Linked DNA regions of Homo sapiens: region 1 is linked to region 2. Evidence: read pairs that join two places in POLR2A ChIA-PET (ENCODE). Cell type or tissue: A673. All regions are shown on one strand. Links, peaks and the distances in the headings refer to the core of each region. The heading gives the core; the rest is flanking DNA.

The links. Peaks named below come from ENCODE experiments on the same cell type or tissue, not always from the same donor. Only the 100,000 strongest peaks of a DNase experiment are listed, where the experiment ranks them.
Region 1: POLR2A ChIA-PET joins it to region 2 with 6 read pairs; 2 of 35 experiments call an interaction of 5 or more read pairs at or near these places.

The regions. Positions count from the first base shown.
Region 1 is chr14:68,121,453-68,136,755 of GRCh38, reverse strand. All of the region lies in intron 7 of RAD51B (RAD51 paralog B), which reads right to left. LOC105370546 (a long non-coding RNA gene) reads left to right here. Exons shown (of 4, transcript XR_943976.3): 3 at 6,543-6,690; 4 at 11,347-15,303. Among named protein-coding and RNA genes, the nearest start is that of RAD51B, 310 kb to the right of the region's middle. In A673, for the core only: no CTCF peak of the experiment used is centred there; no DNase peak of the experiment used is centred there.
Region 2 is chr14:69,032,733-69,048,035 of GRCh38, reverse strand. No RefSeq gene overlaps it. Among named protein-coding and RNA genes, the nearest start is that of ACTN1-DT, 61 kb to the right of the region's middle. RefSeq lists enhancers at 9,245-9,942, 9,943-10,639. In A673, for the core only: no CTCF peak of the experiment used is centred there; a DNase peak (open chromatin) is centred at 9,395.

The sequences.
Region 1 (15,303 bases), core at 8,392-10,891, 910 kb after region 2:
CATCTGTAAAATGAGGTTAATAATATCTATCTTAATAGGTTTATTGTCAGGATTTAATTAGTTAACATTTGCAAAGAACACAAAACACACCAGCATGGAATAAGCAGTATGTGTTTGTTACAATAAGCTTTTAAAAGTATGGCTGGTCTACTTCTTTTTTTTTTTTTTTTTTTTTTTTTTGAGATGGAGTCTCATTTGTCACCACACTACAGTGCAGTGGTGTGATCTCAGCTCACTGCAACCTCTGCCTCCCGGGTTCAAGCGATTCTCCTGCCTCAGCCTCCCAAGTAGCTGGGACTCCAGGCATGTGCCACCATGCTCAGCTAATTTTTGTATTTTTAGTAGAGATGGGGTTTCACCATGTTGGACAGGATGGTCTCGATCTCTTGACCTCGTGATCCACCCGCCCGCCTTGGCCTCCCAAAGTGCTGGGATTACAGGTGTGAGCCACTGTGCCCGGCCTGATCCACCTTTAATTTGTCATATGTGACCCTGCTCACAGCAAAACAAAATATTAAAGATGACTGGATAGCAAATAATTTAACTAAAAATTAAATTTTCAATTCAGACGTTTGATTCTTAACTAATTTTGATTTTTAATTACACAGTCTAGATCCTGTTTTGGAAGATTTTCCTATGTTTGGGCAAGTCACATTTTAAGCCAGACTACAAATAGATCAGCTAGTTTACAGATAGGAAAAGTGTCTCATTTATACCTTAAAACTAATATAGAGTCACTTTTTTTATAAATAATATAAGGACCAAGATTTTTAAAAATATGAACTATGCAGAGGGCATCTGATTAGCTAGCTTGTTCAAATGGCTGAGTCTCTTTTTATAGAATATGGTGAACGGTGGACTTTGGAATCTCATATTTAGAATCTTCAGCCATCCCTGAGGTAACTTAAGGCTCTACTGAAAATTTCTCTACTTGGCAAGAAATTAACTAAGTATGAGGATTTCTCTCCTCATCTCATATTCTCCTGTGCATGCTTGTAAGTATTACTTGCTTGGCTTGGATTTAATCTTAATGGAATGTAACCACTCCCAAAGCACTGAAAGCATTCACTAAGATTTGGACATGTTGCGTTTTGGATGAATGAGGAAGATTCTGTGACAGAAGATGGGAAGTAAGGATATTCAATCAAATCAGTGAAATACTGACAGGCAATACAAGCTTACCATAATAAGAAATGAGAACCAAATTGTAAGCTCCATGAGGGCAGAACCTATGTCTATGTGTATACTATTCCCCATTATAACCCTGAACCCAGCACAATCTTGACAAAGCTGGTAGGTGTGCAGTATTTCTGGAATGAACAAATGGGCTGCCAAAAGGAAAAGCTAAAGGCTAAATTTATATAAACAAAGCAACATGGGACGTTGCTGCACTGTCTAATATGGTTGGGATTGTGTAGAAAGAAAAATATTAGTAATATGAGGTGTTTATTTACAATAATCCATTGTACAAGTAGAATCACATGTCCTCTTTCCGGTGTTATTAAATCTTGCTGAAACTCAAAATGAAACTACCTCAGAAAGTGAGATCTTCCTTTGCTACATTAATTAAAACACTAGAGAAAAGCAGGTATTAGAATAGAGTAGAACACACAGACATTCCACTACACTTAAACACTATGTACTCAATGGTTTTACTCATCTTAAAATTTAACTGCATCTGCATTGGTAACACGTCTGAGCTGAAAAAGAAGGTAGAGCAGGTAATTTGGCAATTTAAAATTCTTAAGATCAATAAAAAGTATGCAAAATGTATACTTCATTCCTTAAAATATTAATCATAAAAATAACATAAAATCATCTTCATCAAAATGTAAAACCTTTGCTCTGCAAAAACCCTGTTAACAGGATGAAAAGGTAGTTTACAGAATGGGAGAAAATATTTGTAAACCATATATCAGACAAAGAACTTGTATCTAGAATGCGAAGAGGATTCCCAAAATTCAACATTAAAAAAATCAAATAACCCAATTAGAAAATTAGCAAAAAATATACACAGACATCCTTTCACTCAAGCGGGATATATAGATGGCAAGTAAACACATGAAAATATGTTTAACATCAATTAGTCATTAGAAAAATGTAAATTAAAATCACAATATTACTATCACCTATCAAAAATGGCATTTAAAAATTAATGATAACGCTAAATGATTTTGGATCACTCATACACTGCTGGTGGAAATGTAAAATGGAATCGCCATTCTGGAAAACAGTCTGATAGTTCCTTTTAAAACTAAAAATAGATTTACTATACAACCCAGGATTGTACTCTTTGATACATATCCCAGAGAAATGAAAACTTTTCTCATAGAAATTTGTACATGAAGGTTCAGAGCAGCTTTATTCATAATAGTCCCAAACTGAAAACTATCCAAATATCCTTAAAAGGGTGAATAGTTAAACAAACTATGGTACATCCATACAACAAAATACTACTCAGCAATAAAAATAAATGAATTCTATATACACATAACCACTTGGATGAACCATAAGAAAAGTGGAAAAAGCCAATTACAAAAGGCTACATACTGTATAATTTCATTTATGTAATATTTGTGAAATAACATGATTACAGAGATGGAGAACAGATTCACGGTTACCAGAGGTTAGGGAATATGAGATGGGGTGGGTGTGGCTAGCAGGATGTGGCACGAGAGGCTTCTGATAATACAGTGAGGCATTTTGATGGATGCTAGTGGTTATTCAAAGCTACGCATGATGACACACAAAAATGAATGCATGCATTACTGGTGAAATAAGTTTTATGGGTTGTACCCATATTGGTTTCCAGGTTTTGATACTGTACTTGAGCCATGGAATATGTCAACACTGGGGAAGGCTGGGTGAAGGATATATATGACCTCGCTGTACATTTCTTTGTACCTTGCTATGAATATATAATTATTTAAAAAAAAAAGTTTTCTTAACAAGCCAAAATAATCTTAAAAAAATCATTCAGATTTGGCCAGGCATGGTGGCTCATGCCTGTAATCCCAGCACTTTGGGAGGCTAAGGCGGGAGGATCACGAGGTCAGGAGTTCGAGACCAGCCTGGCCAATATGGTGAAACTCCGTCTCTACTAAAAAAATACAAAAATTAGCCAGGCGTGGTGGTGTGCGCCTGTAGTCCCAGCTACTCAGGAGGCCGAGGCAGGAGAATCGCTTGAACCCGGGAAGTGGAGGTTGCAGTAAGCCAAGATCACGCCACTGCACTCCAGCCTGGGCAACACAGTGAGACTTCGTCTCAAAAAGAAAAAAAAATCATTCAGATTTAAGAGTACTGTCTTTGAAGGTAATGTGACTTTAAAGCCACAGGTTCCATTTTTTAAAAAGCATACATGACTTCTCTTCTACCAGACATTCATTTTTAGAAAATAAAACATTTTCCTCTATCCTCAAATTCAAAAACAGCTGAATAAATATTCCTCAGTTTCCAAACAGAGTAATCCTTGAGTAGAAATACGTGGAAAAAGAAAATTCCTAGTATAAACCAATATGTGCCTGCCTTACCTGAAAAACAGCTAGAATCACATCATCTCTGAGTTGGAAAGAACTTCAAGTTCTTCCAGTTCAAATTCCCACCAACATAAGATTCATTTCTCTAATATTTCTGATTGAGCTAACCTTTGAATACATGCAATTACTATATTGCCTGCCCCCCACATTCTTTTCTGGAAAAAGCATCCCTCTTTTTTCTGTGAACTGCTTTTCTCAATTATAGTTCTCCTAAGAGCCAATTTTTTCCATCCCGAGATCAGTCCAGAGAAGGCACTGGAACCAAACTAGGGGTCCTGCCCCTTGGCCTTGGTTGATTTGTTCAGAATTGGGCACTTGGCCCAACCTGGACCAGAGAATTTTTCCAAGGTTTTTCTCACTAAATGTGCTAGAGAGAGTTTCTCTTGATTGTTGGGAGATGTATAACCCAGGCATGCTTAGCAATCATGTTTCACATAATGTGCATGAGAGAGTAAGTCTGCAGAGGGAAAATGAGCTAATACTCTGAGAGAAGCAGAGATGAAAGAAAGAGAAATAAGGAAAGCTGCATTTGAGTCTCTGGTTCTAGCAGTTTCTGGGGCCCAGTGGGATGCCTGCCCTCTCCACAGTTTGGCTGTTCAATCCTTTCTTTGTTCACATGAGACATTCCTAATATCTTTCCACTAATTTCCTCTTTTTACCAAGCTAGTTCAAGTCACGTTTCCACCACATGCAATGAAAAGAATATCCTACTATGAATAAGAAGTCCATAACTCACAATACAGCCTGTTAAGAGCTCTAATTGTTAGAATGTTCTTCCTGATGTTGAAACACATATGCCTCCATGGATATTCCAACTATTGCCTTACATCCTTACCAAGGCTCATCTTCCTCTTTCCAATATTCAAAGATTATGATCACATAACCTTTGTGGATATTCATTACTTTTTGTCTGTACAGCATATATTTCCTTACTATTTTGATAATAGCACCCCAAATCTTTGAGGAAAATTACCTCTACCCCACTGAATGCAGCCTAATGGGATTATGAGTCAAGATTCCCTGCCATTCTTTAGCCAAAAAGTGAACATATGACCCAAGCCAGATCCCCTAGTTTTGAATCTTAACAAAAACACTGAAAGTTGCTGGAGTGTGATAACTTTGGCAGTGAAGCCCAGAAGAATGTGACTGCCAGGTTTACTGAGCCCTCTTAAGCTGTTCTTTCCCTGTCCTTTCTGAGCCTGATTCTTCCTTCTTCTCTTTGACTCTGTAAACTCTTTAATATCCTTCCAATAAGAAATGCTATTAACTGGTTAGTTTATATAATTAAACAAGTCTATCTTAAACATATCCCCAAAGTTTTCTCTTTTTTAGGCTAAGTAATCTCAGCTTGTTGAACTGTACTTCAGGTGACTTGATTTCCAATCTATAATCTGATTGGTTCCCTCCTAAATGAACATTTATCAAAAATCTTTGTGAACACATGGCAGTCAAACAAAAGGTGGTCTGACCAGAACAGAGAGCGATAGGAAGAATATGTCGATCTTTTTATTTTTTTATTTTTTTGAGATAGAGTTTCGCTTTGTCACCTAGGCTGGAGTGAAGTGGCATGATCTCGGCTCACTGCAACCTCCGCCCACTGGGTTCAAGCGATTTTCCTGCCTCAGCCTCCCAAGTGGCTGGGATTATAGACGCATGACACCACGCCTGGCTAATTTTTGTATTTTTAGTGGAGGCAGGGTTTCACCATGTTGGTCAGGCTGGTCTCGAACTCCTGACCTCAGGTGATCAGCCTGCCTTGGCCTCCCAAAGTGCAGGGATTACGGGCGTGAGCCACCGCACCCAGCGAATATGTCCATCTTTGATCTTGACATGTACTTTTGTTAATGCAGCTCCAAAGCCCACATCACAAGCACATGACACTGAGGCAGATTTTGATTTTATAGACAACTAAAATCTTAAGTCATTTTATATTAACTTCTATAAAATTAAATATTTTCAGCTGTATAGTATACAGTTTACTTTTAAAATTCTAAGTGACATTGCAGCCTTTTAGGCTTGATGTGGTTTCAGTTAAGTCTACAAAATTTGCCAATGTAATGATATGGTTGTCACTGACTTTAGAAATACAGATTGAGTTTTATTCTCTAACAATGTGACAAGGGAATAAAATAACAATAATCCTGTTTATCAATCTGCTCTAAAGGAATTTAATAATTCTAAATTTGGATATTTGAGTCACATAATTAGCTAAATACATTTGTATAAAAGAACCTCTGAGCCACTGATACTCAAACAAATAGAGCCTGACTTTTCCTAAGGGATGAAAAAACAAAATTTGGTAAATAAAAGACACACACACACACACAAACACACACCCACACACACAAAGTCAGCCATATAGATCAGGCATTAAGAACCAGTAGATTATGGAGGCTTACTTGATAACTCTCAACAATCTGTGACTGCCAAGCACTTTTCTCTGATATTTACAGGAATTCCCATAGGAAGTGAAGTTGCCACCATTTCACCTTTGAAATTTTATTTTCAGGATTCTTACTTTAGTTCAGAAAGTTTATAATGCTCAGAGATCTCAAGGCTTCAGTAAAAGAATCAATTTCTACAAAAAAAGAGAGGAGATTGGCTAAAGAAAAATTATTAGACATTTTGTTTGAATTTCTGAGATCTTTAATTTTAACCATGGCTTTAATCCAAGATATGCTATACAATGAGAATTTTGAAGAACAAATACAGTTGTAAAGCAATAGAGAGATGATTCCTAAAAGGGAGGGCTGGCTGCCCAGTTTGTTCCCCAACATTGGTTTTCATCTTGGTGAATTTATCTTCATTCCAGGATCTAAATCTCAGCTAATCAGTTTCAAAACCCAATCTTTAAACACAGCAAGAGGAGACCCACATTAAGCAGATTCACAGAGGCTGATGTATATAATAAGAATGTTGATTTATTAATCTCCTCAGAGAAAATCAATTGCTACATAGACCAGGAACACTTGAGTCAGCCACACTACTGTATTTTCTCCTCTGAAGGCACCCTCTATGGACCAGAGAACAACCTCTAGGAGTTGAGAGCAGTCCCTGGCTGATACCAAGAAAACAAGACTTCAGTTCTAAAGCTGCAGAGGAATGAAATCTGCCAATAAAAGGAATGATCTTGGAAGAGGACTATGAGCTCCAGGTAAGAACACTGCCAACCAATACCTTGATTTCATTTCAGCCTGAATAGAAAACTCAGCCATACTGTCCTGGATTTCTATCTACAGAAATGTGAGCTAATAAATGGCTGTTGTTTTAAGCTGTTAAGTTTGTGGTTACACCGCAGTAGAAAACTAACACACCTATAGACCAATGATCCTCAAAATGTTGTTCCCCAACCAGCATCACTATCATCTAGGAACCTGTTAGAAATGCAAATTCTTGGGCCATAAGCATCTGGGGATAGGGCCTAGGAATTGGTACTTTAACAAGGCCTCCAGTTAATTCTAAAGTATATACTAAAGTTTGAGAACCACTGGAGTACACTCTGCTTGTAGGCACAGGCAACCTTTACCTTGCGATTTGATCTTGTCCATGCTTCTATAGATGACCAACATCTTTTCTGACTAATATCTGCTATTTAGTTTTGCAGTCAAGTCTTTTATTCTTTCAAGATCATAGTATTTAAGAAAATTGTGTAAATTTCCACTGTGACCCTGTGCTTATCGATTTCTAGTTTAGGGGAAAATCTAATTTCCCCTTTTAAGTGACAGGCACCTCACTGCTGTTGCCCTGTGGTATCTACACTGAACCAGACACTAGGTACAATGTAGCAGTTGTAGTTAAACTACCAAATTGATGTTAAACTAAATTATTCTCTAGTTAAAGAATAATGTGACATGTGTAAGTCTTTAAGTTTTAGCTGTGTTGTCACCCCAAACTCTAAACTCATAGAGTTCTCAGTTTCTCAGTTTCAGCAATCAGTGTTTGCCTGGAAGTGAGCATCCTACCTCAGTATACAAAGAAAACTCGTAAGGTATAGTAGAAAGAGGCTTGAACAAGCAGCCAAGAGACCTAGGTTCTAGTTTAGGCTCTACTATGGACTTGCTGTGTAACCTTAAACAAATAAGTTAACATCTCAGAGCCGATCTCCTCATCTATAAAATAAAAGCCTCTAAGCAAAGGATCTCCTACAGCTAAATCCTTCTGTGGCTTTCTCATTCACAGTGAATTCTTCCAGAAGCAAGACCAGTGCCCTTGATGACAAAAAAGAGCAAGATACAAAGTAGTAAATGATACTGCAACTGGCTTAGTTTGTGTCTCCTAAGAAGAGAAAAAGGCTAGATACCTTCTCATCTCTAGGAAATTACCTTTCAGAGTAAAGAAAAATTAATTTCAATGAAAAACTACATGTTAACTCTTTTAAAATAGAGAGCTACCAAAACTAGCTTGAGAGTTTAAATTAAAATTATGAATGCTAACTTAGTAAGAGCTGTGTATCTGTTACCAAGTTCATATCATTTGAGAGCAGAGATACAGAGCAGTATCTACAAGCCCCCCCACTCACGTTTTTTTTGAGACAGGGTCTCACTCTGTCACCTAGGCTGAAGTGCAGCAGCATGATTTGGGCTCACTGCAACCTCTGCCTCCCGGGTTCAAGTGGTTCTCCCACCTCAGCCTCCCGTGTAGCTGGGGCTACAGGCGTGTAACACCACACCCAGCTATTTTTTGTATTTTCTGGTAGAGATGGGGTTTCACCATGTTGGCCAGGCTAGTCTCGAACTCCTGACCTCAAGTGATCCATCCACCTTGGCCTAAGTGCTGGGATTATACGAGTGAGCCACTGGTGCCTGGCCTATAAGCCCCTTTTTAATGAAACCTACACTCTGTCAGGTTTGACCTGAAAATTCCAGGTAATTTGATTGCAAAGAAACTCCTCTTGCGATCTAATTGACTTCTCTTCACATTAACTTTATTGAAGGTCTATTTCTCTGGGTGAGAATCTAAGCTAAAGATAGAGACACAAAAAGGATTAAGCTTCTAAAGGAATGAAGTTTGATCTTCCAAAGGAAGAACTTGGAACAATCAAAACCAAACTCATATTCCAGCTTCTAAATACTGCCATGTTCAGAAGGTTTCTACATTTCTCTTAAAAGCCATTTGGTCCCAGTGATACTTCCCAAGCGGTAAAAAGAATTTTCACTTTAAAGCTAACGAATTTTTATGGGTTTTTCTAATTGTATCATACATTCATTTTTATGTTCCATTCAATAGATATTTGTTGATCATCTACCATGCTCTCCAAGCCCTATGCTAGGAACCTCAGCATAGAAGGTATAGCACCTACTCACAGGGAACTTACATTCCTAGGGGACACAAACTAACAGGCAATTCCATCATGAGATACAATGAAAACTCTAAAATTTAATTCTATCTGATAACAGATCAATTCTACTTAACCTTCTAAGAAATGACAGAATACCATCTCTGGGTTTTAAAGTAAGAGTGAATAAGCAACATATCCTTCCTATCATGATGATATCAACATAATAAAGCAGAATACTTCATTGTTACTTGTGGTTTTCCAGGGACAAAAAGCATTACTGTGTGTATGTGTGTGTGTGTGTGTGTGTGTGTGTGTGTGTGTGTGTGTGTGTGTGTGTTACAATGTACAATTGTTATTTATGAATTATCACTATACAGTACCGCTAACTGGAATATGAGCCCCTATATTTCCCATTCATATACTCAAGGCCACCATTCACTGAATAAATCCAACATTCATTCAATACAAATTAATGAGTACTCTGTGTTGCAGCATTATGCTAGGCCCTGGGTTAATACAGATGGAGGACTTAGTCCTATCCCCATGGAATTTGCAGTCTAATAGAAGAGACAGCTATATAAACAAATCGTTGAAACAGTATGTGAATAGTGCTTTTAAGAGCATATAATCCTAGCAGAGCACAGGGAGTGAACAGACCACTCAGGAGGAAACCAGGTGGGTTGGGGTTGTTGCCTGATCTATAGCTACATTCAATGGTCTGGGTGGAGTAGTTTGGGAAATACAAAAATAAATAAGACAAAATCTCCTTTCTGATTTCCATGATAAATAGGGAGAGAGATGAAAAAATATAATTTGAGGCACATATATGAGATAAGCCCTTTTACAGAGGGTCAAAGTGCTTTGGAAAAGCAGAGCAGAGGATAACTACTTTCTTTTAAGGGTGCTGGAGAAGGTTTCACAAAGGAGGTGGTATCTGAGGTGGCTCATTAGCTTATACTCTGGAAGGTTCTATGTATACCAGCAGACATAAATTATTTCAGTTCTGAAGAGGTGCTTTTAGATTTTCCCTCAGCTACTTTAAAGTCTTTATTGAGAAACTGCAATAAGCAAATATATTCTCCGTAGAACGAATCCACCCAAACACCTTGAGATTCTCATTCCACATATTTCACACATGATATCTTTTAAGTCTGGGAAAGTAGACTAGGAAATGTTTCAAATACTCAAGGGCCTCAAAACATATATGTTAGAAAGTGTACCTAATTTCCAAAAAAGGTACAATTGCAGAAGAATCCATTTTGATTGGAAAACAAGCTGCTCACTTCTGGTATGGAACAGATGCTGCAGTTTGAGTACTAAGGAAGTAAAAAGCACCTCTGCTGTCAAGTAAGTCACTGCACAGTCTCTTCTCCAGCTCAGCAGCAATCTCATGCTGATCAACGTGTCATACATGAAAACCCATTTTCTTTGGTGAGGGGCTATAGTTTTATGCAGTTATTCAAAGGAGTAGAACACTTCTGACTGCTGCTTCCAATCTTTGCTGACAACGACTTAGGACTGGAGGACTTGAATATAAAGTAATCCATAAAGAAGGAAAGTAATTTTGTAACTGCTGAGTATGAGACTTTTTTTTGGCATACACAAAACCTAAATGGCTCCCCCAGAACAAGAGCATGCACAACAATAGAATCAAGGCAGCAAACATGCTCAGGAAACAAGGCTACATAAACTAAGGGAAGTGCTATTATGAATACGAATATTTAAAAGCTGATAAAAGAATGATTTTTGTTGTTACTACAGTAAAAAATTATTAGCACAAAAAAAGGTATAGCTATAAAACAAAGATGTATATAATTCAATCTCCCTTCTATTATAATTATTGCAACCAAGTTATTCATATCAGATCTAGCACCAGAGAAATCATGGGAAAACACCAGGATTAATGAGAGTGCCCATCTAACATAAGTGTTGATAGTCATCATGAAGATCAGATATGGGATGACTTACTTCAACTTCTTAAGTATCATTTTGATAACTCCTTTAGACTCTGTTTTCATGTGATCCTATGGGACGTTGGTGCTTTCTAAATGACACCATGAGAATGAGTTTCAATGGAGCTACAGTTCTAAGAACAGAGCCTTCCATCAATTTTCATGGCCAATTACATGATATTTAAGATCAACTGACTAATCATCCAAAAAGGGATTTATCTTTGAAAAAACAAAACAAAACAAAACAAAAACCTCTTAAATACCTACATGGTTACAATGGCTCCAGAAGTGAGACACTTTTTTTCTTTTCCCAGGAATATCCAATTCTCCTGGCAACTAAACTGACCACAGTCAAATTGCACAGATTTTTTTTCTACAAACCTGAATATGTACACATTAACCAAAGTGCTCTGCCACTGCTCACAAATATTGAAGTTCAGCTTGCAAGCACAGTCATTTGCATTGATGAAGCCCCAGTTCTAAGCAATATCAGATTAAGTTCACATTCAGATGAACACAGGGCACTGAGAATTACACAGCCAGCTACTTATGAACGACTGCGTGTGCTTTTCCATTGCAGTTTTTCTTCCAGCTCTCATGGAAACAAGCACTGCCACAGCCCCTTGATGAGCCAGCAGAGTCCAGTCATCTGGCAACAATGACAGGTATCTGGCATCTGAGAGGAATATCAACTGAAGACAATGAGAGAATTAAAAAAGAAGTAAACACAAGACAATCTTTTTTCACCCCCTTAGATTCTGCATTTCCACTTGCTTGATTCAGTAATTGTTTTGTTTTGAATGTTGTGTAAATGAATGCTACAGCCCTATGCAATTTTTAAACCACTTTGCTGTGTGTCTCATATGGAGCTCAACAATGTTACTGCTGGCATGAGTGCACCATAAAGCATATGACTCCCTGATGTAACATTTTAAATAAGGATACATTTCTCATCCAATGTGACATTATGCAGGAAAATTTCACTTCGTCACCTGTTTCTCATGAGAGCTTGAGAAAGCTATATAATTTTTTTTTTTTTTTGAGTCAGAGTCTTGCTCTGTCACCCAGGCTGGAGTGCAATGGCACAATCTCGGCTCACTATAACCTCCACCTCCCGGGTTCAAGTGATTCTCCTGCCTCAGCCTCCCAAGTAGCTGGAATTACAGGTGCCCGCCATGCCCAGCTAATCTTTGTATTTTTAGTAGAGATGGGGTTTCACCATGTTGGCCAGGCTGGTCTCAAACTCCTGACCTCATGATCCGCCCCCCTTGGCCTCCCAAAGTGCTGAGATTACAGGTGTGAGCCACCACACCCGGCCTTACATAATTCCTTTCAACTGTATATATCTCATCATTAAAATAAGAATAAGAAAACCTGTCTTCTTTTTTCTCCTTAATAGCTTGTGAGGCCTATGTACTAATCAAAATGAACGAAAATAATTCACAAACTCAGTGACATCAAGGAGCTAGTTTGCTGTTTTACTTAAGGAAGAATTATTCTATGGCTTCAAAAAATAGAGCCATCACATGAAATATCTGAGTACAAAAACACACTATATTGTACAGACTTTTTCGTGTGTACGGCTGCTAGAAGTTAGAAATCACCCAAAGTCTTCTTAATCTGCCACTCTCTGAATAAGACAGGTACCAATACTATTGTGCCTCTATTAGGAATGCAAAGGCTTACAGTAAAATTGGATGAAACTGCTTACTCAGAGTCACCCAGCAGCTCTGTGGTAGGAATGGAAAATAGGCTGAACCCACACTGTTGGATGGTACTATGAGTCTATCATTTCCTCCTTCTATTTAAGGTCATTTCCAAAATGATAGCTCCAATCTTCATATGTGCTTATTATACAATGTGCCACCATTACAAAATTTAATTTTTTTTAAAAAATGGGGGAAAGAGTTCCATTCCCCCACACATCAATTTGCCAGATGATTTAAATAGCACATCCTAGGTCTCTGATGCACAGAGAGTCCAGGGAGCTAATGCATCATTTTGGAATACTTAGAGCCTGAAGAAACACAGAGTCAAATCATAGCAGGACCAACTAGGCTTTTTATCCAAGATGGATAAATGAAATTCCATGCAGTTGCTTGTGCACAAAGTCTTTTCAGTTAGATTTTTGAAATGCAACCAACAGTTTTTTGTTTGTTTGGTTGGTTGGTTTTGTTTTTTTGAGACGGAGTCTCACTCTGTTGCCCAGACTGGAGTGCAGTGGCGCAATCTCGGCTCACTGCAACCTCCACCTCCCGGGTTGAAGCAATTCTCCCACCTCAGCCTCCCGAGTAGCTGGGACTACAGGTGTGCGCCACCATGCCGAGCTAATTTTTGTATTTTTAGTAGAGATGGGGTTTCACCACGTTGGCCAGACTGCTCTTGATCTCCTGACCTCAAGTGATCCACCCATCTCGGCCTCCCAAAGTGCTGGGATTACAGGTGTGAGCCACCGTGCCCAGCTGATATCATCTAACTTTTTAAAAGACTAAGTTCCTGTCCAGGTATGGTAGCTCATGCCTGCGATCTCAACACTTTGGGAGGCCAAGGTGGGAAGACTGCTTGAGCCCAGGAATTCAAGACCAGCCTGGGCAACATAATAAGATACTGACTGTACTAAAAATCAAGAAGAAAATTAGTCAGATATGGTGGTACACGCCTATGATCCCAGCTACTCAGGAGGCTGAGGTGGGAGGATCATGTGAGCCTGAGAGGTTGAGGCTGGAGTAAGCCATGATCATGCCACTGCACTCCAGTCTGGAGGAGACAGCTCTGTCTCAAAAAAAAAAAAAAAAAAAGAAAGAAAGAAAAAAAGAAAAGAAAAGATCATTCCTGACATTTATATGGTTAATTTTATTTTTATGGAACAGGCAAAGCCTGAAAATGATAAAACATAAAAGGATTTGCACTGAAAAGAAAGTCTCTTTTTCCTGTTTCTCACACAGCAAAACCCCCCCCTGGAAACAACCTTACAACAAAGATAAGCTATGCATTTGTGTGTGTGTGTCTGTGTGTGTGTGTGTGTGTGTTTGTTTTATACAAAGGAGAGCATGTTAGACATACTGTTCTCATTTTGCTTTATTTAATAATGCATCTTGGATTTTGTTCCATTACCACTGCAGAACTTCTTCATTCTTTTAACAAGTTGCACAGTATATTCCATGGAGTACCATAATATACTGATTCAGTCTCCTATTGATGACAATTAAGTTGTTTCCAGTCCTCTGCTATTATAAGTATTGATGCAATAACTATACTTATGTCAGTCATTTTGCTCAAATGAAAAACACAAATGTAGGAAAATTCCTTAAGTGGAATTGCTTAGTCAAAGGATACATGCATTTAAGTTTTTTTTATAGATTGGCCTTCACAGAAGTTGTATCTAACAATTTATCATTCCACCAAAAAGTATAAAACCAACTGCTTTCTCAAACCCTTTATAGCCAGTTTTGATCAAGCTTCTTTATCTTCAATAATATGATATATCATGTTTTCCATTTAATTTTCATCAGGAGGGAAGTCTGATATCTTTTTCTTAAATTTTAAAAGCACTTGTGCTTACTTTTCTGTGATCTGTCCTTATCCTTTACCCATCGCTGGTCATTGCTTTCTTGTTTATTTGTAGATGCTCTCTATTCAATAGGGAAAATAGTCTTGGTTTGTGATACATGTGAAATATCTTCTCCAGATTTTCATTTGTCATTTGACTTTGCTTACAATGGATTTTCTTGTTATGCATAAACTTTGTTTTTTAGTATTTAAAGTTAGTTATCTTATGGCTTCTGTGCTTTATATTATACTTGAAAAGACTTTCTAATGTAGAAATTATCTTAAATAACCTTAGATATTCTTCCAATACTTTTTTGATTTTATTTTTCACATTTAAATCATTGTTGCCCCCAAGGATTTATTTTTGGATAAGGCTTAAGATATAAATTCAACTCCATTTCTTTGCCTAATGGTAAGATTTATTGAATGCTCCAGTGTTTATTGTGATATGCAATGCCAACATTATCTTATGTGAAATATATATATATAAGATATGTATATATATCTTATACTCCTTCCACATTTATTTTTGGATGTCCCATTTTTTTCCATTTAACTATCTATACCAGCACCACAGTCTTTAAGTTATTGTAGCTTAATACATTTTACAAAAATTGGTCTAGTCCCACCGCAATGTTCTTCTTTCTCAGAATCTGTCATTATGAATTCTTTTATTTTTGTAAATTTTTTAGTTGAATCACTTGGTTTTTCCAAATATACAATCATATTACTTAGAAGGTATAGTTAATATGCCTCCTTTCTAGTTTTTTTTATTTCTAATTTCTTTTTCTTGTAAGACTCCTTTGTCTAGTGCTACTATAACAATACTAAATGATAGTAGGAATAAGGGTGATCATTGGCTTAATAAGTTTATGGAAATGCTTCTGGAATTCCCTATAAAGCAAGCTGTTGACTTTTTCGTTTTTAGGTTAGCAAGAGGGCACTTACCAAGCTAAGGATTGTGGATCCTTAGATCACTTGACTAGAA
Region 2 (15,303 bases), core at 8,451-10,950:
TAAACATGCTCCTAAAATAGGTGAGTGTGTGGTTGTTGGTGACTGGCATAGGCTTTCATAGGGTAACATACATCTACATGCTTGCCTATTCCTAGACTGGTTAGTGACAATATTTGGGTCCTACCCCTATCTCTTTCCTTTTCTTTTTTTCTTTTTTTGTAACTTTCTTACCTTATTTTCTCTTCATTTCTCAGAGTCAATTCTTTCTCTTATCTCTCCAAGACCTCACCTTAAATAGTTAAGGCTAACTTCTGTTCCTTTCTCTTCCTCCCAAGAGAACTGTGAATTAGGTGGAAATAGCATTGAACTAGCAAGAGAAGCGGATCCTGTACATGTTCTCCCGTGGAGTTGCTGCATGAGACTCGGGCAAGTCACTCAGACTCTTGGGAACTGTGAAACAAATCCCTCTCAACTCAAATCCAATTCCTTCTGTTCCAGCTCCTCTATGTGTCCCTCCTGGGGATCAGAGGGCTTTCTAGCTCCCACTCTGATGAGCTGTCATTCTTAAAACATCTCTGTAGTGCCCACCAGAACCAGTGAGCCAAGATCTTTGGCGAGTGTACAGCTGCTCAGAGCCTCAAGCTTTACCTCTGTAAAATGGGTTCAGCACATTGTCAAGAGATCAAATGGGCAGATATGTATATATATGCTATATATATGTTATATACAAACTATGATATAATATACAATGATTATATAATATATATAAGCTATACATAGCTTGGGACAATGCCTGTTATTTAGAAAGCACTGAAATGTTTGCTATCATTAGTACATTCTCTCTTTTTTGCTTTCATTGCTTGTTGATACCAGTGTGCACACCATGTAGAAGACTTTTTTGGATGGGGTCTGCTGAGAAAGTAACCTCTCCTTCCGAGAAAGAATGTACTGTACCCTAGTAAGTCTTAACCTGAAAACAAAAAAAGAGTAAATTATTCCCATTATGGTGGACCTGACTAAAGCAGAGTTTGGGGCCTTGTACACGACCTCCGACTTGGGGAGCCAACTGTCTAGAGGCTCCACCTGAAGCCAGGCCTGGCTGACAGAGGCCTCTCAGCTCCTTGCTTATGACGACCCTTACCTTGAGTGCCTGACCTCCTGACAGCCTCATTGATTCCTGGAATTTGGTGCCAACTCTCCACTTTCTGCAAGTCTGCAGGGGTTGGAGTGAGTAGTGGCAGATTTTATTAAACTATAGTCTTAATATGGTGGTGCTGAAGATGACAGGCCTCAGGGGCTGGGACGGCAAACTTCTCTCCAGCCTTCAGAGCTAAAAGTTTCCTATCTGGCATTGGGCCAGCGCTAAGAGAATCAGGAAAGTGGCGAGCCATGGAAATGCTTTGCGTCTCTGCCAAAGAAAAGTTTTGACCAGAGTTTTCCATGCAGGATTGGTGTGTGGGTGTGCATGCACACGTATGCATTCGGTAACATCTGATTCAAGAAGAAGCCAAACCGTAAAACAAAAACAGAAGTCTCACTAGGCCAAGGGGAAGAAGGGTCAGAGTGCAATCCTGGCCCACTAAACCCTCAGGACAGATCTAGATGGAACCTGGATCCCAGGAGCACATGCGTGGCACTTGGAGAGGCAGCAGAATGAGAGGAAAGTTTTGAATTGCTGGTGGAAAAGAGGCAATGGAATTATACTTAGGGAAAAAAGCTTTTCAAATAAGACACATCTGCCAGAAGAGAAGCCAGAGCAAGGGTGGGGACATGGGGAGGGCAGAGAAGGAGTCCAGGCCGAAATAAGCATTTCTGAGCTTATCCTGAAGGAGAGGGAGTGGTTAGCTGCATCACCCAGTTCAGCTCCCTCATTTTAGAGGTTGAGAGGCAAGGCCAGTGAGAGGCTGGGCTTGGCCTTTGAGGCTATGCTCTCCGCACATCTTGCTGCTTCCTTCCCTAAGATGTGATTCTTGGTTGGGGAAGTGCTTACCTTGACCTCCCCACCCTCACCCAGCATGACTCCAGCGGGGACTCTTACGACAACATGCAGCAGTAGCAAGGAACTGAATATGGTCTGTGAGGAGGCAGGGTGAGGGTGGAGCCTTTGGCAAAGGAAAAAACAGAGTCAGCTGTGCTTGGATCACCCTCACCCCTAGAAAATCATCACTCAGACTAACGTGACTTGTCTGCACCTCGCTTAGCAACTCTAACCATTCCCAGGTTGCTGAATGCTGTCCTGGTGTTTCAGCCCCCTGGAGATGTAAATGAATCCTTTGGATGACTTTTAGAGAAAAGCAATAAACATGTTGGGGTACTGGAAGAAAAGACAAAAGGGACCAGAGGGTGGGAGCTGAATCATTAGGTTTTAGGTATGCAGAGGCTTTAGAATGGGAGAAGACCTTTCAAGTTGTAAGCACCCAAGGGCCAGAAGAGGAAAGGACAAGTTTTAAATGGAATATGCCCAGTTGCAGACCCAAGAAGACTGGCTCAAATTGCTGTTCCCTTCTTGCCTGTTGGGTCCTGGTAAGGTCTTTTTCCTAAACTAGCTGTGATAAGCAGCTTATAGCTCATATCCTGTTATCTTTATCCTAGTTTTAAACATCCCTGCTCAAAGCAAACTCAAGCACTTTGTTTCTCAAGCAGCTGCCTAGGTTGGAATTCTATGGGCCGAAGCTGCCAAGTTTAGCCTCAGTGGGGAAGGCTGGTCAGCGCCAATAGGTGGAACAGCTGGCCCAGACTGTCTCATTCCAGGTCTGGCTGACTGCGGGGGCGAGAGTTGGCATAAAGATGAATTTGTCCTTCTGCTCAGGCTGGTGTCCAAATCCTGCAACTCCCCCAGCTTGTCCTTCTTTGGAGAGACCCGTGGAGATGTCCCAAGCTTGGGGCCCCACTGAACCAGGGTGTGTGGCATGTTTCTCATGAGGCTGGCTGAGTCAGCAGTTACATTTGATCTACTGACCCTCCCTCTCCTCTCCTGACTTGGGGTCCAGTAGGCAACCTCACTCCCTGCTAAGACCAGCGAACATGCTTGAGGGATCACTGAGGGGTAGGAGTGTGGACCCTCTGTCTGCTACACACTACACTGTTTCTGCTGCTTCATCCCTTGGGTCAATATGGGTGGCTTAAAGAATTCAGGAAAAGGTGAGTTCTTGGATTTCACTTGGAAGGAAGGAAAGAGTTGGCTGGACTGATTCTAATGCTGGTGCACTAGGGAGAAGGGGAGCCAGGAGGAAGGCTGGGGACCCTGAAAAGGTGGAGGACCAATGGTGAACGTGCCTCTAGGGTCTCCTTGGAAAAGAAGTCAAACTTACTGGATAAACTGGAATTGCCAGGACAGCAGGTCTAAGAGGCCAAGCTAGGTCTTCATTCAAGAGGATTAACTCATTTGTGTCCAACCAGATAACTTAGACTCTCTGTTCTAATTGGAATTGACTCTTGTGATTGCTAATCCAGTAATGGATCAAGGACTCTGCACTTCAGCCGTGGGTGCCTACAGGGTCAGGGACAAGTCCTTGACAGGCAGAAGGAAGATCTCTTGGCCAGGCCCTTACCATGAGCACCTGACCTCATGGCAGGTGACAGCCTCTTGGATTCCTGGAATTCCTGGTGCCAGGTCTCCACTTTCCTCAAGCTCCAGCGTTCCCACCTTCAATGTTTAGAATAACAGGAAACTCTAAGATGATCTATGGGTAACTAAGGGCAAAACTGCTCTGTGTGTGTCTGCAGTCCATAGAGGCCACACTGTGGCCCACAGGAACAGTGCCTCCTCACCTGTGTGCCACTATCCTGCAAGCTCCATCCATTGGAGCAGCCAGTCCAGGAAAGGGAGTTTCTTGAGCCCTGCAGTTCTCCTTCCCTTCATTCACTCCCTGCTGCCCATGCTGAGGACGCTCCGGGCTCTCCTGGCAGGCTTGCATCCTCCCCTGCCCAAACGCCCTCTTTCCCCTCCTCCCCTCAGGCCAACTAGCCCCAAACAGCAGGCGCAGGAGCCCAGGTTGTTGCAAAGTTGGGGTGGAGGGAAAACCTGAGCCCAGCGCACATCCCTGGACCCTTGCCAAGCCCACAGTTACAAGGTCTTTCTTCTTCTTCTCAGCCCCCACTGTGACTTTAGGGGTCAGGAGGGGTTCAGCTGCCCAGTTTCCCAGACTGCTTCAAACTTACTCCCCTGAGGAAGCATTGCTGGGGTGAGGGTGCCACTCTCTGCCAGGGACAATGGGATCAGAGGGCAAGAATAAGAAGTGTCTTCCCGTCATTCCTGCTTTCTTGTGACCTAATGAGCTTATTCTGGCTCTAAACTGTCTCCCTGAGCCCTGAGTCCCTTCCTGGTGCCAAGAAACCTCTTCCCCTCATGCTCTGAGTCACAGCTTAGTTGTCTTAGAAGAGCAGAAGTAGGAAGTCAGAGAAAGACGAGGGCCTCGGTGGGGTGGAAAGTGGGGGTCCCAGAGAGCATGAGGTAGTAGGAAGAATGTGATGTTTAATCACAGTGTGATGCTTTGAGGCATGGGCCAAGTCACTTTCTTCTTCTGACCTTGAATTTCTTCATCCACAAAGTTGCGACGAGGCTTACCTTGCAATGCTCTCCTGTGGATTAGTGAAAACATACACAAAGCACCTAGCACAATGCCCAGTAGGAACTGGGTAGAAAGAGCAGCTGTTATTGTCATCATAATCCTGTCTTTTTTCAGGTCCAATGACCTGTTGACTTTGGCTCCACTGCCATGATACTGTCCTTAAGCAAAATGTCGGGGACAAATAGAGGTAGAAAGTACTGGTGACTTCTCCAAAAATGTCATCTCTTCCTCCCTCTCTGCGTTTATGAGAACATAAATAGAAATGAAGCTCAGTGTTGTGAAATTCAGGGTTCCTTTTTTGCCCTAAATACTTCCAAATAAAGCCAGCCACAGGAGCTGCTCCACAGAGCTAGGATTCAAAAACCAGAAGCTGGTGAGGGGAACGGAGTGGCAGCAGCTGGAGGGAGCCCGAGGCGCTCCCAGCCCTGCTTCCCCTCCCAGCTGCCAGCCAGGCGCTCACAGTGACCTGCCCAGTCTGTCCCAACACTGCCCGATTCACTCTCACCTCTAGCCTGTTGAGCAGGAGTATGGCTTTCACTTTAAGAAAAGCCAATTATGAGAAATCCAAACTTAGGAAACCATAACGAGGACAAAGGGATTCACATGACATACAAATGGGTTCTTTGCAAAAGACTTCTGATGATGCCCATCTGTTGTGTAAAAAGAGGCACCCTTGGGTGTAGGGATCTAGGGTAAACTCTGAGTGAGTCCTTTAAAAAGAAACGACTTCTCGTCAGTAGACTCACAGTGATGTGATAACCTGAAGGTTTGCTGGAATGATTGATTGTCCCCAAATATAGGAAGTTTCCACAAGAAAGAAATGTTTCAGGCTCTTCTGCTCGTGAGGATTTTATTTTCTCTAGGAAACAACCAGAAGTCAGAGGTAAAAGTTCCTAGCTAATCATTTGAATTCTCCCTTTCCTTTCGTCTCCTTGGTGATTCTGGGTGCTGGGAAGTGTTTTAGGAACCAGTTATTTCCCAGCATCTCCTCCCCAGTCATAAAACACAGAAATGTTCATTACAGGTCAAAGGACTTTGCACCCCAAGACAAAGGAAAGTTCTTGGGAAGTAGTTTCCCTTAATAATCTTTATCCATAAGGGATAAAGAACAACCTCCCTTAATGAGACCAGAATGTTTAAAGGGAATCAGTGCTCTAGAAACAGCAAAGTGACATGAGACAAATAAAAAGAGGAGTCTACCTCTAGCTTTCAGTAGGCACGGTATACCTCGGCACTGATGTACTGAAGCTTTGCCAACCTGGATAGTGAGTGCATTTCAGCTATTATTTCTGCTTGGTAAAATGCATGAATCCATGTGTCCCTAATCTTGTTGCCTGCTGGTAGGGGAAAGATTTTTCATGATCCAGCACAACTCAAAGTAAGTATGCATGTTTCTATGACCCAGCAAACCACTCCTGAACATAAATTCTAGACATTCTCCCCCAGGTCCTGAAGGGGACACATGCCGAGATGGCCATTGTGGGTTTGTGTGTGGTGACAGGGAGCTGGGGGAAATGAGGCATTCATCCCTGTGGGAGTGGACGTGCACACGTGCTCGCAGCCCACCCCCCGGGGGCCACACGGCAGCTGGAAGTAATGGATCAGGAGTACTCCTGGCAACATGGGTGGATCCTAAAAACACGGTGTTGAGTGAAGAGATTAAGACAGAATAATAGCTAAAACACAATAGCATGTATGTGAAATGTACAAATGCATGCAGGCAAAAGAGGAATACACATTTTTCATAAAATGCCATAAAATGAAGGATATACACTACACACACTAGAGTTGTGACCTATGTGGGGAGGAAAATGAGGGTGGGGAGTGGGGAGTTATTTACTATACATAAATAAATCAAGAGAAGAGGTGACCACCCACAACCTTGTACACTCTGTTCGGAGCATAATTATTCGTAATACCCAGAAAGTGGAAACAACCCAACTGTGTCCATCAACTGATGAAGGGATAAGCAAAACGTGGTCTGTCTATACAAGGGGATGTTATTTTTTGCCATAAAAAGGAATGAAGTACTGATTGATGCTACAATATGGATGAATGCTCACATGAGCATTTGAAAACATTATGCTGGCCAGCCACGGTGGCTCATGTCTGTAATCCTAGCACTTTGGGAGGCTGAGCCACAAGGATCACTTGAGGTCAGGAGTTCGAAACAACGTGATCAACATGGTGAAACCCTGTCTCTACTAAAAATACAAAAAAGTTAGCCAGGCATGGTGGTGGGCACCTGTAATCCCAGCTACTTGGAAGGCTGAGACAGGAGAATCGCTTGAACCCAGGAGGCGGAGGTTGCAGTGAGCGGAGATCATGCCACCGCACTCCAGCCTGGCAACAGAGCAAGACTCTGTCTCAAAAAAAAAAAAGAAAAGAAAAAGAAAACATTATGCCAAGACAAAGAAGCCAGTCACAAAAGGACACATATGATTCCATTCATATGAAATGTCCAGAATAGGCAAATCTATAGAGACAGAAAGTAGACTAGCTTTGCCAAGGGTAAGAGGAGGAGTTCAGGGGGAACTTGGGAGTGACTACTAATATAGGGGGTTCTCTTTTGGGGTGATGAAAATGTTTTCAATTTAGATTGTAGCATCATTGTAACAACTACTTAGTAAATAAATTAAAAACCATTGAATTGTACACTTTAGATGAGTAAATTTTATGGTATATAAATTATAAATTATATTTCAGTAAAGATACTTAAAGTTGGCTGCAGTGGTGTGTGCCTGTTACCCCCATCACTCAGGAGGCTAAGGCGGGAGAATCATGCCTCTTGGGCTTGAGTTTGAGACCAACCTGAGCAACATAGTGAGATCCCTTCTCTATTTAAAAAAATAAATTAAGATGTCTAAAAAGAAAAACCGAGAAGAATGAGATAGGATGCTCACGTGAGTTGCCCTTGGGTAATTCCTCTTTGTGCTTCTGGTTTCATATGGGAACTGGGTTTCACCTACCTTAACCCTGCCCATGGCCATTGCCCTCAAATGATGCACACTTGCCTCTGGTCCTTCAGGCTTGAACACCAGCACTGGCCAAGGGCTCCCTGAAATGGACTCAAAGCTGACTCCAGGGGTGGACTGACTGGCTAACTCCATAGCTACCAGCTACCAGACCACTTCCTCCTCTCCCTAAAGACACTCATGGCCAGACTGTGTTGGAGGCTTTTCTCACAATGGAAGTTGGAAGGGACATTCAGGGCCTTTGGTATTCTGTTAACTGAACATAAGTTTGTTATCAGCAGTGTGAGTATAAGAAGGTATTTGTTTCCTTTCTGATTTTGCCAGTACCAGCTGTGACTTTATTTTTGAGACAGAGTCTTGCTATGTTGCCCAGGCTGGAGTGCAGTGGCTATTAACCGATGTGATCATGGCTTACTATAGCTTTGAACTCCTGGACTAAAGTGATCCTCCTACCCCAGCCTCCCAAGTTTTTGGGACTATAGGCATATACCACTGAACCTGGCTAGCTGAGTGACTTTAAAATTCCACCTAACTTCTCTGAGCCTCAGTTCCTCTCTCTGGAAAGTGGGCATAAAATTAACTGGAGCAGTTCGGGATAGTAAATGAAGTAATATACATGAACTCACCTAGCAGTGTACCTAACTCATAGATGACACCTGGTAGGTATTTGCTGAAGCTACCTTTCCAAAACCTAATCTGCTCCTCCAAACAGACAACTAAAAACACCAATGTAATATTGAGTTTGGGGAAATTGGTAGAAGGGTCCAGATAATGGGAAGTAAAGTCTTCATCTTAACTGGAATTCTACTATGTGCCAGTCAGTGTTGGGTGCTGGGAAAACGAAGATGAATAAAATGATTTTCTGAGCCAGCTATCTTGGGTACAAGAGACAGAAACCCAGCGTAAACTGGCAGCAGCTGGAAAGGGAGTGTATGGCTCCCTGAACTGAGTTGTTGGAACTTGCTCTTCTCTTCTTTTGCACCATTCTCTGTGGATAGGCTTCTGCTGTATAGCCTATTCCTACTCCTCTTAGCTTACAGACATAGGTGGGAAATGAGGCAACTCTTCAAACACATTCCTAGTCTCCCTTCCTGTGGAAACACAGTGGGTGCATCCAGTGGTGAGTCACACAGGCTAAGACTGTAGTCACTGAGCAGAAATGACAAAGAAATCAATCTCTGATCAGGAATCCCAGCACTCTGAACCCTAAAAGAAGTCTCTGCCTATTAGAAGATGGGTGATGGCAAGTGTCAGAAAATGCAGCTCAAAGTACATGGAAGAATGATGATTTTTTGCTGTAAACATAACTGAAACATTCCATGATAGAGTGGCCTTAAAATGTATCAGAGTTCTGTCTCTTTCTCTGCAGTTCTCTTGGCTCTGCCCTCCATGTGTATCTGCCTTGTCTCAGGCTGGCTTCCTCCGAGGAGTTAAGGCAGCCAACATCATCAGCCAGGGCAACACACTGCCTCATTCTCATCTGGGGACAGGGCAAGCAAATCTTCCTGCAGAAAGGAAAGTCTGAAGGGTGGCTCTGCCTGGACCACCACAGCCAGGGCAATGCCCAAACTCCTGAGGCCAAGAGGGCAAGAGGCGTGGTGTGGGGCTGATGGGCTTTAAAATCAGAAGCCAACTGGAAGATTGCAGCTTGCTTCACAGTGGGAAAGGGGTGGATGGACGCTGAGAACACGAGCACATGCCTACCATGGGGTCATAAATCTCATTTACAGATGGGGAAATGGGCTGAAGACCTCCCAAGGTTCAACATCCAGATGACGGCAGATCCAAGACCAGATAGTGGCAGTCTTGGCTACAGTCCAGTCAGTTGCTTTTGAATCAGTCATGGAATAGAAGGTCTCGGTGGTTAACAAACACCCCTCACTAGGGAGGTTCAAGCCAGGGCTGATGACGTCATAGCTATAAAAGGAATGACCACCCTGATCTCCAAGGGAGGAGGAATTGATGCTCTGTAAGAACAGCAGGGAGATTAGCTCACTAATCCCAGGATGGAGCCCCACAGCAAGGCAGGGAAAGGCTTATCCTGTTCAGTTTCTTGGATTTGTAATTTCCTGAGGGAAGCTCTGGCTTCCCCTCTGCCCTCTCCTCTTCCCTGCCCTATTCCCAGGCTGAGATGGACCGGCCGGGGCTGGTAATTGTGTTAGCTCAGTTTCCTCCCTGGCCCTGCCATCTCCATAATCTGATTTCAGAGGGACGAGGGATGGCAGGGTCCAGGCTCAGGAAGAGTTCTGCTCCCTCGTGTCCATCGAGCCTGCTAATTTGATAGAGCCACTTGCTGAGCTTCCACAGAGCCCCCATTAGGAACCAATTTCATCTGGTTACCAAGCCCTGGGCCTGGAGAGCTCTCCTGGTCTCAGCCCAAAAGGAAATTCAGCTTCCAATTCAATTTCTGCATAAGGACGTTAAGGCTTCATTATCATAACAGCAACCAGTGATTAAGCACCTACTATGTGTCAGACAGTGCTGGGTGCTGTGGCTCTGATGACTCATTAGGTATGATGTCACCCTTGGAAGCCCAGAGGTGCTGCCAGCGAGGCCTGGGACTGTCAACACTTGGCTACCTCCCTTTTGTCATGCAATTCTCCCTCTATTGGAATGGACTTGCCCTTGTGCAGGAGGACTTTCACCAGTTCTTGTGTGATCCTCAAGAGCAGCCTTGTTTCCAGGGGAAGATTACTGCCCTGTGTGAAGTATGAAGTGTGAGTGTGAAGTAGGATCTGACCCAAATCTCCTCTCCCACCCAAGGATTCCTGGTGTCTAACAGGGGCCAATAGCCACTCCAACCACTGGAGCTCACCTCCACCATCCCGCCCCATTGCCATGAAAACTGGCCTCTGTAGACCCCATTCTAAAGCCCAGCCTGCCAGGCATCCTGGAGGGCATGCACCAGGGCAGGAAGGAAGCTCTGCCCCCATTGGCTCTAGGACCTTGGACGAGTTACCTAAACTCTGAGCTGGAGCTTCCTCATCGGAAAATGGGGATTGTATAATCTACCCTATAGAACATGGAGCTCCCATGACCTGATGACACAGATTCAAACAGGTAACAAACAAAGGAGTAAATGTGTAAAGTGCCCCATAGTGACACATGCTCTGCCCCAGTAGCTGTGAGGGAGGCTGCTGGACCCACAGTTAAGGTCAGGAAAGTGATGAGTGACTCCCACGCCCTACTCACCCAGATAGACAGCCTACACCCTCTCTTAGGCGGCTGGCCAGCCTACTGCCAGAATCAGTCTGGGTACCCACAGCTACAGCCTGCATGACCCTCTGCCGTGGGAAGCCCCTTCTCTCAGGCTGTTTTTTGTAGCCCCTGGCTCCTGCTGCCAGCATTCTTGTGAGCACAGGAGCTGGCCAGGCTTGGGGACTGGTTTGGAAACAAGGTACTATCTCCCCCTCTGAGAGCACGCCAGGCCATTCTTTCCTGGGCTCGCTGCCCCACCTCATTCAAATCTGCCCAAATGTCACCTTTCCCAGCAGGGCTTCCCTGACCACCTGATCTAGGTTAGCCAGCCCCACACACAGCCCCCACTCCACTTTCCCCTCCCAACTGCTTTGTCTGTGGAGCACGTACCACTGCGTGGTATGTTCGCTCATTCATTTGTCTATCTGTGTCATAAGAATGTGAGCTCCGGGGGCAGGGCCTTGGATCTCTTGTTCACTGCTCTGTCCCTGTGCCTAGAGCAGTCCCAGGCACACAGTGGGCACTCGGTATATAATGAATAAATGAATAAATGAAAAGATTATTTGTTAATGTTTTATAGATAATTTTAATTTTGATTTTCTCTCCAGGGGTTATTTAAATGTGTTTCTTAATTTTTATACAATTAAAATTTGGGGAATCATTTTTGTGCCTGATTTTATTGAATTAGGGTCAGAGAATATGGCCCACTTAAATCTCTATTTTTGAGGCCAGGTGTGGTGGCTCTCACCTGTAACCCCAGGACTTTGGGAGGTTAAGGTGGGAGTATTACTTGAGCCCAGGAATTTGAGACCAGCCCAGGCAACATGGCAAGACCCCATCTCTTAAAAAAAGAAAGAAAGAAAGAAAGAAAGAAAATTAAAAATTAAAAAAACTTCTATTTTAAAGTTTTTACAAAAGTTTTATTTGTACCTAAGTATATGATTGATCACTTTAAAGCATTTTATATTGAAAACATTCAAATATGCACAAAAGTAGAGAGAATTCTCTAGAAATTGAGCTCTAAGAAAAAAAAAACTGGAGAGAATATTAGATGAAGTTTAATGTCCTTATCACCTAGCTTCCATGATTGTCAACTCATGGTCAACCTTTTTTCATTAATACCCTTTCTATTATTTTGAAACAAATATCCAACAGGATTGATTTTGTTAAAAATGCCTCATGATCAGACGGGAAAAATGCATTCTATTGAATAGATAAAGAATGATATATGTGTATGTGTTCAATTGAGTCTTTTAATTGTATTATTTAACCTGTTATAATTTTTTTTAAAAGATAAGGTCTCACTCTGTCACCCAGGCTGGAGTGCGGTGGCATGATCATAGCTCACTGTAGCTTCAAACTCCTGGGCTCAAGTGATCCTCCCACCTCAGCCTCCTGAGAAGCTGGGAATACAGGTGCATACCACCACTCCCAGGTAATTCAAATTTATTTTTGAAAAGACTGGATCTCACCATGTAGCTCAGGGTGGTCTCAAACTCCTGGCCTCAAGTGATGCTCCTCAAGTGGGGATCCTATAATCTACCCTATAGAACATGGAGCTCCCATGCACTCATGGCACAGATTCAAACAGGCAACAAATAAAGAAAGGAGTAAATGTGTAAAGTGCCCCACAGTGACACATGCTCTGTCCCAGTAGCTGTGAGGGAGGCTGCTGGACCCCCAGCTAAGGTCAGGAAAGTGATGAATGACTCCCATGCCCTACTCACCCAGACAGACAGCCCACACCCTCTCCCACTTCGGGGCCTGCCAAAGTGCTGGGATTATAAGTGTGAGCCACTGCACCCGGCCTAATTCTTTTTGATGACTAGTTCATGCTAATTACGGAAGAGGTATACTAAAACATCTCACTTTAATTTTTACAAACTTCTCCTTGCATTTCTAATAGTTTTTGCCATCTATAATCAGCAGCTATTTGTTTGGTGCACACAGGTTTATAGCTATCCACAGGCTGGTATTTATTGAGCATTTAGGTTAAAAATGGGTCTAGAGAGAGACCCATTCTGCTCTCAGGCCTGCTGATGAAAAGTTCCTCATCCTATTTGCATCTAGAATGAGAACATCTCAGCCCAAATGGTGATGGTCTCAGAAAATTACCAGACCTTGAAAATGAGAGTGGAGAATGAAAATGCTATTTCAGCCCTAACTGAAAAGAATGAAATGCCAAAACCCTCCATCCGGATTCCATGGACTGACAACAATTAAACTATGTCAGAGGAAGCTAACGTCACCAGGAAAGGTTCCCCACAGCTTTCAGGATCCAGAGCTCCCTCAAAAGGCATGGTTCTTGAGGCTTTGTAGCCCATGGGCCAGGAGAGAGGGCTAGAGACTCACGGGTCCTGGAGGCTTCCAGACCCACGGGGCTGTTACCCTCCTTTCAAATTTAAATTCTCAACTTCAGTATTAGGTAAATTTCTTATTTCAGGGTTAAGGGATAAGGCAATGCTTTTTTTGGAAGGGCTGGTCTTTTTTTCTTTTTTTGGTAACAATGTTAAAAATTTTTTTTGCATTGTGAAAACTAAAAATGGAGTTATATTACATGGACATTGCATAATGAAAAAAATTGAGTCATAACTTATATACAAAATGCACTAATCTTCAGTGATGCATTCCAGCGAAAATGTCAATGAATTTTTACATATTCGTACACCCGTGTAACCATACCATACCCCAAATCAAGATGTGGGGGCACTCCTACCACCCCACTCTCTGTACCCTTTCCTGTCCTAACCACCATGCCCTTCACCCCCAGCCTGCCAGGAAACCACTCTTCTGACTCCTATCATCACAAATTTCTTTTGGCTACTCTTTAACTTTTCAATATGGATGTAATCTGCTGGGGGACTTGGCTCTGACTTTCCCTGGTCTCTACACCAGTTGACCCCAGGCAGACCAGTTGTGCAGACAGCTGGCTTGATGAAGACACAACCCAGTGAGACCAGGGCCTGTCCCCACCCCTCCTGCTCTCGGTCAGGTGGTTGCTGACCACCAGGCCCTCCGGAGAAGAGCAAGTGTGATGGGGCAGGACAAACTTACCTCTGTCAGGAAGGCTCAGTCATGTGGAACTGGAGTCCAACGCCCTGGGATTTCGTCCTTCTTCTCTAGCTGTGTAACCTCCCCAGTTTATTTGTCTGTAAAATGGATGTTGTAATGATACCTTCTTCACAAGATAATGGATATAAACTATCAAGTGCCAGGCCAGGCGTGGTGGCTCACACCTGTAACCCCAGCACTTTGGGAGGTTGAGGTGGGCAGATCACGAGGTCAAGCGATCAAGATCATTCCGGCCAACATGGTGAAATCCCATCTCTACTAAAAATACAAAAAATTAGCTGGGCATTCTGGTGTGTGCTGTAGTCCTAGCTAGTTTGGAGGCTGAGGCAGGAGAATCGCTTGAACCAGGAGGCGGAGGTTGCAGTGAGCCGAGATCGCATGCCACTGCACTCCAGCCTGGGTGACAGAGCGAGACTCCATCTCAATAAATAAATAAATAAATAAAAATAAGGAAACCTTGCTGTTATGATGGCAGATCCTCAATCCCAAAGGCACTGCTAACCTATGCAGGTTATGGATGTCCTTTCTGGGCACAGACCCTACGGCATCCTAGGTCCCTTTTCAAGACGGGAACTTGAAGTCAGATGGGAACCTCTGGAAGGCTTTGGCCTATCCTCTCCAGCAGTTTAATTACAACTATTTTGTTGTTGTTGTTGTTTATTGTGCACTTAGTTCAGCGCTACGAATTTTATGAACGTGCACTCATTAATTTCAGCAAATCTCTGTGTAGATACTGGCTTTGTTCAATTACACAGATGAAGAAACTGAGGCTCCAGGGGTTTAAGTGACATGCCCAAAGTCATGCAGCCAATGAGAGAGCTGGAATTTGAAACAGGAATTATGATTCTAGAAACTGCTCTCTTACCTGCCTTTCTCACAGTGCCTTAACCTCTGCAATACTTAAATTTCTTTCTTTCTTTCTTTCTTTCTTTTTTTTTTTTTTTTTTTTGGGATGAAGTCTTACTCTGTCGCCCAGGCTGGAGTGCAGTGGCACAATCTCGGCTCACTGCAACCTCTGCCTCTGGGGTTCAAGAGATTCTCCTGCCTCAGCCTCCTGAGTAGCTGGGACTACAGGTGTGCACCACCACACCCAGCGAATTTTTGTATTTTTTTTAGTAGAGTCAGGGTTTCCCCATATTGACCAGGCTGGTCTCGAACTCCTGACCTCGTGATCTGCCCCCACCTCAGTCTCCCAAAGTGCTGGGATTACAGGCGTGAGCCACCGCGCCTGGCCAATACTTAAATTTCTTATCATGAAAGAGAAATAATACATGAGAAGGTTTTGGCATATACTGTGGTACATAATAAATGTTACTTTCCTTTCACATCATGTGTGCATTGTATACATTCGCAGGGGTAGATATTTACTAATATCTACAATGTCTTTCATGTACTGCTGATGATAATGAACCATATAGCATTATCGAAGATTTGCCAGGCTTCGCACGGTGGTTCACACCTGTAATCTCATCACTTTGGGAGGCTGAAGCAGAAGGCTCACTTGAGCCCAGGAGTTCAAGACCAGCTTGGGCAACAAAGTGAGACCC